Regions from separate parts of the Homo sapiens genome. Here region 2 is linked to region 1. A link is a contact called in ENCODE Hi-C data. All regions are on one chromosome and are shown on one strand. Each heading gives the region's core, a stretch centred on a gene start or an enhancer-like site at or near the end of the contact. The rest is flanking DNA. Distances are from core to core; before and after follow the strand shown. Region 1 holds the start of SOX21 (SRY-box transcription factor 21). Region 2 overlaps ABCC4 (ATP binding cassette subfamily C member 4 (PEL blood group)).

Evidence for each region. A loop is a pair of places that touch in the nucleus more often than their neighbours do.
Region 2: a loop to region 1 is called in a map of PC-3, with 4 times the contacts of the local background. The contact joins the enhancer-like site here to the promoter of SOX21 in region 1. A Hi-C loop is called at or near these places in 1 of 168 maps with a recorded cell type or tissue (PC-3).

What each region holds. Positions count from the first base shown.
Region 1 is chr13:94,710,096-94,714,485 of GRCh38, forward strand. SOX21 (SRY-box transcription factor 21) reads right to left here and starts at 2,450. Exons shown (of 1, transcript NM_007084.4): 1 at 1-2,450. The coding sequence starts at 1,954. The coding sequence ends at 1,124. It overlaps SOX21-AS1 (SOX21 antisense RNA 1), which reads left to right and starts at 2,621. Exons shown (of 2, transcript NR_046514.1): 1 at 2,621-3,298; 2 at 3,543-4,390. LOC112268114 (a long non-coding RNA gene) reads right to left here and starts at 3,348. Exons shown (of 2, transcript NR_158368.1): 1 at 3,313-3,348; 2 at 2,625-3,167. RefSeq lists an enhancer at 3,174-3,675.
Region 2 is chr13:95,113,654-95,118,043 of GRCh38, forward strand. It overlaps ABCC4 (ATP binding cassette subfamily C member 4 (PEL blood group)), which reads right to left. Exons shown (of 31, transcript NM_005845.5): 20 at 2,269-2,348. Among named protein-coding and RNA genes, the nearest start is that of SNORD13G, 94 kb to the right of the region's middle. Within about 2 kb of position 2,023, at least 3 of the 41 ENCODE cell types and tissues checked have a DNase peak (open chromatin) inside an H3K27ac peak, as active enhancers do; they include PC-3, where a contact is called at or near this core.

The DNA.
Region 1 (4,390 bases), core at 1,200-3,699:
AATAAATATATAATTACCAGACAAAAAAGTCTGATTTAATCTTCGATAAAATTGCGATTCTGAAATAGTTTCGCAATTTTTAAAAGTTAACTTTGATATTCGCTCAAAATGTTTTTGAGTCTAAAGTCGACTCAAACTTAGGGCAACGAAAATAACACATTTTCCAAGCCTCAATGTTTTCACTGACATATACACATTTACAATCTTAAGGTGAACTCAGCCATAAGGGAAAATAGGAGCAGTGCCTTTTTCCTTTTTTGTAAACTGTGTCAGAAATCCAAGCGAGTGGACTCAGGGAGACTTCTAGTAGTTTGTTGTTGTTGTTTGTTTAGGAAGAAAATCCAATTGACAACTTTCATCTCACAAATATTTCTTGTTTGCGTTTCTTGCCCTTGAGAAAGAGCTCTTGCTCTGATTTGCAAATGGCGTGATAAACAAAAGAAACCGTGATCATCTCACACAAAAGGCCAGATTCGAGCCGGTCACTGGTCAAGAATGGATCTGGTTGGGAGTTCTGCTTGAGAGAACAGAGATCTGCAAAGTTCAAATAGTACAAACAGGGAGGCGAGGCTGCTCAGAGCCATCCCACTCCCAGAAACGAATGACACAAGCAGCTTTTCCCGTGTGCCAGCCATTTCAGACCTCACATTTGAACAGCGTGCATGCAACACGGACCGGGAGGGGGTTGGGGGTTGGGGGGCTGAGGGGCGAGGAAGAAGAATGAGAAACAAAAACAAAACCGACCATGAAACTTCCAACAAAACTGGAAAGGCCAACATGTCAAAAAGTTACTCCTCCACCTCCGTGGGTCAAAACGCAACAGGTTCCGAAGTGCAAAGCAAACGCCAACTGCTGCCGCACACAACCGCCTGCTTTCGAGTTGGCTGCCGAAGTGCGGGTCTGAAATGATCCTGCGAATTCACAGGCCTGCTCGCCCGCGCCCTTGCGCGCTTGGCCACTCCTGCCCCGCCTGGCCTCTCTGCCTCTACCTGGCACCTATACATTCTATGTACATACAAACCGGGCCCCCGGTCGCGGGAGGGCGCACGGGGAGGCCGCAGCGCTCGTACCTATACATATGTACACGTGTGCACACCGGTCCTCGCGAGGCGGCCCCGCGGGGTCATAGCGCGGCAGCGTAGGCCGCGGGGTAGGGGTCCAGCTGGGGCTTGCCCATGCCCGGCAGCAGGATGTAGGCGAGCGGCGGCTGCAGCCCGGGGCTGGGCCACGCGCTGCAGTTGCACGGGATCATGTAGCCCGGGTTGCCCGGGCTGGGGTGCGAGTGCGTGTGCCCCCCGGCGGCGGCGGCCGCCGCTGCAGCCGCCGCCGCCGCGCCGTGGAAGGCGCCCGCGCCCGCGGTCGGGTAGCCCAGCGACGACGCGTACGGGAGGCCGGACGAGGACGACGAGATCTCTGCCATTTTGGAGCCCAGGTCGAGCAGCGAGTAGGGGCTGCCCGCGGCGGCGGCGGCGGCGGCAGCGGCGGCGGCAGCGGCCGACTGCGGGAAGAAGACGCGTGCGGCGGCAGCGGCGGCGGCCGCGGCCGCCTTCTCGGGATTGGCGAGCAGCGACTCAGGCACCAGGCCGCCGCCCGCCCCCGCGTGCAGCCCGGCGCCCGCCTTGAGCGCAGGGTGCTCGGCGTCCGCCACGCCGCCCAGGCCGTAGGGCACCGGGAAGGCGAACTTGTCCTTCTTGAGCAGCGTCTTGGGCTTGCGCCGCGGCCGGTACTTGTAGTCGGGGTGCTCCTTCATGTGCATGGCGCGTAGACGCTTGGCCTCGTCGATGAACGGCCGCTTCTCCGACTCTGTGAGCAGTTTCCACTCGGCGCCCAAGCGCTTGCTGATCTCCGAGTTGTGCATCTTGGGGTTCTCCTGGGCCATCTTGCGCCGCTGAGCCCGCGACCACACCATGAAGGCGTTCATGGGCCGCTTGACGTGGTCCACCGGCTTGGACATGCTCTCGCCCTGCCGCGGCTGCAGCCCGCCGCCTCCCGGGCCCTCGCCCTCGGCCCGGAGGAAATCAATGTTGGCTGCCCGCGGAGACCCGCTCGGCCGGCCGGGGCTCGTCGCGCCCCGGCGTCGCTCCCGCCCCGGAGGAGGGGGCTGGGGGACCAGCCCAGGGCCACGCCGCGCCCCGGGCCGCCTTAGTGTCTCCGGCCGAGCGCTCGAGCAGGTTGTCTCTGGGACACTCTAACTTCTCGGCGGTGCCCCCTCCCCGCGGCGGCAGTTTGCCCTTTACGTTCTTTGGGTCCTTCGTCTGCAGTGGCGTTTGCTGGTGAGCTCCCCGCAGGTAGCGGCGGCCGGGCAGAGCGCTCCTCCTCCTCGGTCGTTCTCTCTTAAATGCAAAGCGTCCCCAAAAGTTGCGTCGCGGAGACTCCTCGAAGTTGAGCCGAGGAGCCCGCCGCCGCGTGCTGCCAAGTGCCAAAGGGGGCTCTCAGCGGCTGGAGTGTTTGGGTTCTCCTCGGTGACTTTCTCATTTGACAGAAGCAGATGGGGGTGGGGAAGGCGGGGAGGTGGCCCTGGAGGAGGAAGAGGAGGGGGAGGCGGAGGAGTGTCCAGGCGTGCCACGAGAACGCAGAGCGCAGCAATGGATATAAATACAAATACAGCAGCACCAGCCTGTCTTCTTGGCTCCGGGCAGGGTGCGCCGATGGGAAACCCCCAATCGGCTGGGTGATTTTTTTTTTTTGGAGGGGGGAGCTGTCCCCCGCAGCACCTGCCTCTCGAGTCTTCCTCTCCCGCTGCTGGACTGACGGGTGGGGCGAGGAAGGAGGGTGGATGAGGCTTGAGCAAGCGTTGGTCGCCCGGCCTCAGAGGAAGTTCTCCCGGCTCGCCGAGGAGCCGCGTCCGGCCGTCCCCTGGGCCATGCCGGCTCTGTTCGCTCCGAGCCCCTTCAGGCGCGCCTGCCGACTTAGGGCTCCCGGAGCTCGCCGGCCGCGGAGGGCAGCGCAGCCTCCACGCGGCGCCGCAGGCCTGGCACCGGCCGCGTCCCCGCCTCGCTCTTCTCGGCAGCCGCCTGGCACTTGCAACTAACTTCGCCCAAGTTTCCTGCGCCGCGGCGCCCCTCTCGGCGCGCTCCTGGGAGCGTGCGCCCGCGAGTCCGCCGCGCCCGGGGCCCCTCTGTCCTCGCTGCTGTGGCCAGAGCCGAGCCGGCGCAGGGGCGGAGGTGCTGCAGGAGAGTTAAGGAAAACGGGCCATCACCTCAGTTCGCAGGTCCGCGCTGTGGCACCTCCCGCTCTCCCCACTCCCGCGGCGCAGGGGGCCCCTTCCCAGCCCAGGCCGCCCTCTGCACCGGCTCAGGTGAGTGTGGCTACCTGCATGTGTGCGCGCCCGGAGCCGGCACTGGGTGTGCATGTCCAGCCGCGGCTGTGTGTGTATATCTGGGGGCCTGCGGAGGAGGTGGAGCCCAGGACTCGGGGAGGGAGGAGGGATCAGCGGAGCCGCCTCCCGCTCCCACACCCCCAGGACCTCGAATTAACAGATCCCCTCCGCCCCCCGCCCCCTCCCAATCCTCCTCCTCCCACTCCTTTTCACTTGAGAGCAGGTTTAGGCGAGTGGAGAGTCCGGAGCGCGCCGGGGAGTCTGCGCCCTGTTTGGCGTTGGCAAACCCTGGTGTCATCCCGGCTACCCAGGCCGGCCTGGCGTGCAGCTGCCCTGGTTGTGGCCCTGGAATCCTCGCCGGGAGGAAGAAGGCGGCGGGCACGAGTAGGAGAGCCTCTCCAGCTACGGAGGAAGAGGGTTAAACCTGGAGAAGGGGAGACTCACCCTTGAAAATGTTTGAGACTGTTCCTAGCAAGAAAGTGCTCATTTTCCTTGGAGGTCCAGGTGTTGCTTGCAACAGAAACAGAGGCTTCTCGCATTTTCTTGCACTGGCGATGCACCTAGTCAGAGGTAGTGGAGTGAAAAATAACTCTGGAGGGAATAAGGACATTCTTGGCAACCTTTCCAAAAAAGAGCTAGCCCAGACTGAGAGTATGCATCCTTGACTGACTATTCAGCTCTTTAAAAATTCTGTGTTGTTTGTCTTTTGTTGTAATCTTGGTCGCCAGAACCATCTATATACTGATCTCTTTAAGGTACAGTTAACTTACAGTGTCTCACTTACATGCGCTGCTGAGGTGAAGGTGTTTAAAATCAATAAGTGTAAGTAGTTTCCCTGGAAGAGAGAAGTAAAACGTACCAATCACTCAGTGCTGGAATATTTTTATGCTAAGCATAATTTCCTTCTTTAGTAGTTAGAGCAGTTTTTTAAAAAAAATAGTTAACACGATGCAGAAGTCAAACAGCATGATTCTGTTTCCGTATTTTCCTCACTTTTTGGTATGCTGCGGCACATTTAGAACATGATCTGTCTGGAGGTTTTATTCACATGGTGGCCTGCCCTTCAGGGAG
Region 2 (4,390 bases), core at 773-3,272, 400 kb after region 1:
TAATAAAAATTTTCACTTCCTAATATAGCAACAGGCCCAAATACTTTAAAATGATCCTGGCGATACCTCAGTCAAAAGCCCACTCATCGAATGCAAATCCCCGGGAGAAAGGCTCGGCACACAAAGTAAGATGAACCAGTTACTGCATTGTTTACCACGTTTCACTTGATTCTTCCTGACAACCATTTAAACAATGAATGTTGGGAAATGTCCCTCAAAGAATCAACAACAATGGCAGGGACCAGAGCTTTTATATTTAGCTAATACTATTTTTAAAAGGAGAAAATATTTCTTCCTGAAGGGATTATGGGAAGCCTTATTAAAGACACCTGCAAACAAAACAAGTGACAATAGATCTTTATCATAATTGATAACTAAGTTATCCTTTAGATAAAACTCCTTTCTTGGAGACAATAACATTAGGATTTAACCTTCGCTGTAGATTCAAGAAATCAGCTAATTGGGGCCAGTAGGATTCCACAACATTAAGTTTACCAAGATTATGTGAGTGGATAATAACAAACGCCCTTGTCTCTCTGGTTAAATAGAAGTACAACGAGACTAGAATTTTCCCTCCTCATGCTTCTAAGAAATGTTTTATATTGACATCAAGTAGCATCCATCCCTCTCCCTCCATATGTGAGACAAAGCACATAAGGGATACTAATTACGACCGCTCACTCTGCTAAGCACATAGTGGGCCAGCCAGCTTCGGAAACTCAACCTTTGCCTAGCTTCCTGTTGCAAAGAAACAGAAACTTTCACAAAATCTTCTTGAAGTAATTAACAATCCCTGTCAAAACGTGTACAGACAATAATCTGCATTCTATGTAAACGGGGCAACTGTTTTAGTGATGGCTTCTGAGGGATAAATAATATAGCTAAACCCAGGAGGGCACATTTTAAAAATGTTTGCAAAAGAAAAAAAAAAATCAGAGGTCCTTGTTTGCAGTAAAAATAATCCACCTGTGAGTCTCAGCTTACTTCACCTCCATAAACAGTGGATGCCTTCGCCCATGGGCTATACTGTTTGCAGTCACATGCTCATTTGCTGCCTTGCTGTGTGACAAACAGGAATTCCTATAAGCATTTCAAGCCTATGACTGATTTTTCTTACATAGCTAATTTTCCAAATTAAGTAATTTTGCTTCCTTTATAACTGTGGCTCCAGAGGAGATCTAAAGCATCTGAGCATTGAGAAAAAAGCAGGGGTAGGGGGATCACAGGATCAAGCCAAAATTGCAGACCCCAACTGTAGTATTTCTATTTAATGGCTTTAAATTCAGCTAATGATTACAACTATTCTAAGTTGGCACTTAGAAAAAGTCACAGAGGTTCAAATTTCATAAAGTGTTAGCAACAGCAGCTGAGATTTTGGAATATGTATAGCTTTTAATAGATGCATTTCCAAAATAAACACTTGGGAAAAAAAAAGTGCCCCAGCTTGAACCACTGACAAGTAGACAAAATTAAACAATAGGAAAAAATAAAATAAAACCAAACCACATGAGCAACAGTACTGAATAAGGAGATGAGAGATGACCCAATATTATTTTTTAGAGCCTCAAGTTCACAAACAAAAGAAAAGTTTTACAGAAGGTATTTCTGTAGGATTGTTGGTTTTTTTTTTTTAAAGACAGCTTAAGACTTAGAGCAATCAACGTGTGAAAACAAAAAAGACATTTTCTGAGTTGACTTTGATCCTGTACTCAAATTGGCTTAGATATCCTTGCCTTTAAAGGCTTTGTATCCGCAATAACTGCTCTCTATTGTCCTTGTTAATAAAGTATTATTTTCACCTTATTATTACTAATCTTTTCTTTGTAAGTAACCACACCTGGTTCTATCCAAAAAAAAAAAAAAAGTGCCTAAGTATTTGCCCTTTGTGGTAATACAATGCATAATTTAGTTAATCTAGGCTATCTTTCCGTGAGAGGTGATTGTTTCTGTATTATGAAATGTGTTCACAGTAAAGCAAAATCCACGCCAGATACCTAGAGGCAGACGGAGAGCCACTTACCAAGCACGAAGCTGCTTCAAACTAACCCTGACGCGACTGTATAGCCACTCCCACACACAAGGTATTACTCATGCCAACTTAGCCTCTGAGTTATAACCGCACCTTTCTTTTACAAACATGGCCCTTTATTAAGTTAACATTACACACAGCCAGGCCGAGAGTCCCACCCCCAGACCCCATGAAAAGGGCTTGAAAAAATAGGAACTTCCGTTTTCCATTTGAGATCCTGACATTACTCTCAACGTTACCTGGATGAAATCTAAAAACGTCAGCGGCAGCAAATCATCCAAGTGTCCAATGTCTTTGGAGAAACGATTTAAAATTCTTCCTGCAAGAACAGGATATGAAAAATTACTCATTTCCCCAGATAGACCCTTTAAGAGAAACAATTCGCAAACAAATCAAAACAATATTTTAAATGCATATGTATTTAATATATTATTCATATGAAATAAGCCGATGTCAGTGGTAAAGAAAAAGAAAATAGGACGATACCTAAAGAGAAACAAAAATATCATCAAATGGCAGCGGGCAGGGAGTTGAAATGTGGCCCTGATTTTAAAAGAATTAAGGGAAAAAAATCTTGTGACAGTATCAGGAAGGGTTGGTGGGTTCTAGAATGTTCCCTCCTTTTAAGACCCAATCTAGGACTTCCATCCAAGTGCAAAGTAGGTAGATGAACGTACAGAAATTGATCCTAATTATTTCACTAATTTTGCTTTATCAGAATTTCTTTTGCTAAGTGGTATATTTTTTATATAAACATAATGATAACCTCTGTATTTTTTTTTCCCCAGCCTGCTTGACTGTACCTCACATTTTTGGGGAAACTTGGGATCCTATCATTTTCCAGGCTGTGAGTTTACTACTGGCAAACAAGTTGTCATTTTCAGATGTGCAAACAGTATGACAAAAACAGGCTTAGTCTTATCTAAGAACACAAGAGGAAATTATGCAGGAAAACAGAAATATTATTTAATGACTGAAGATCACTGCTTAGCATCGACTTTATTTCCCGTCAAGTAGAATCCAAGAAAACAGTATGTCATAAAGGCATCACAAACAGATCAAACCTGGTTTCTAATAAATATCTATTCTTTCAAATGATTTCCTTCAAAAAAATGGAAGCTATACACACATAGCCTACGTGGATGCAGGTGACCCCTGAGAAGTGTGTGTGTCTAGGCCTCTGAACTTCTTTTCTAATCAACGCTTCCGGAAGCCCTGCTTACAGATGAGATGTGTGGCCTCCTAGGGTTTGTCAGGATTGACTTCGTCCTGGGGCCTTTATACCAGGCTGCAAGTGGACCATGAATGGTCAGAGGCTGTAGACGGAGCTGCCTCCCGCTGCTGGGGCTAATGCAGCCTCTGCAGTTCTCCTGAGGCATCCAGCTGGCCAAGAAGCACAGTGTGTACAAGTTGGAGCTGCACCTCAATTTTCTTGTCTCAGGCTTCGGACACACAGACTCCAGAAAGCATCATTCAGTGACACCTTTGGCAGGCCCAGTGACAACTTTTCTGAGCCTCTAATAACACCTCCTCTAGAGGGTTGTCCTAGGGATTAAACGGGCTCATGCCTGTTAAAAAAAAAAAAAAAAAGCCCAGGCACAACGCCAGGTACTTTTTCATGGCTGCTAGAAAACCAAAACCAAAAAGGTGCGATGATGACTATGACCCACAGGTTCTGCAGCATGCCACCGGGGAGGAAGCTCAACTTTTCAAATGCAGGTCCTGATGCAGTGGCCCTGGGGAGGAGCTGGAGCCTGAATTTCCAACCAGCTTCCGGGGGCCCTTCTGCTGTTTGCCAGACCATGCTATGCAGGGCAAGAGGTCAGGCTATTATTTTATCAGCTATACTTAAGAAACATTAAAATTAAATGAGTATTTTTCCGACAGATACTTATGGATTTTGTTTGTCGTCCTTCTTGTTATTTTTTCTCATCTCAGTGTATCAATACCAATAAAAGGAAAATATAAGTTAAAAAATTTAAGACATAATTATTAAAATATGAATTATTTCTTAAGTGGAAAAGTTAACATAGGCAATATTCAGAAACATTGCAAGTATGGTTCAGCTTTTAAAAAGTTGAAAGCAATATTCAAATTAAAAAAAAAAAAAAGATAGGCCAGGTATGGGGCTCACACCTATAATCCCAGTACTTCTGAAGGCAGAGGTGGGAGCATTGCTTGAGCTCAAGAGTTCAAGACCAGCCTGAGCAACATAGCGAGACCTCATCTCTACAAAAAAGAAAAGAAGAAAAAAAGATAAAAAGGCTACATAAATCATTAGTATGTGAAAACCAACCCTTTATCTTGACCATTTGGGAGCATCTTAAAATCTGAAAGACCCATGGTTGGAAAACAGCATAA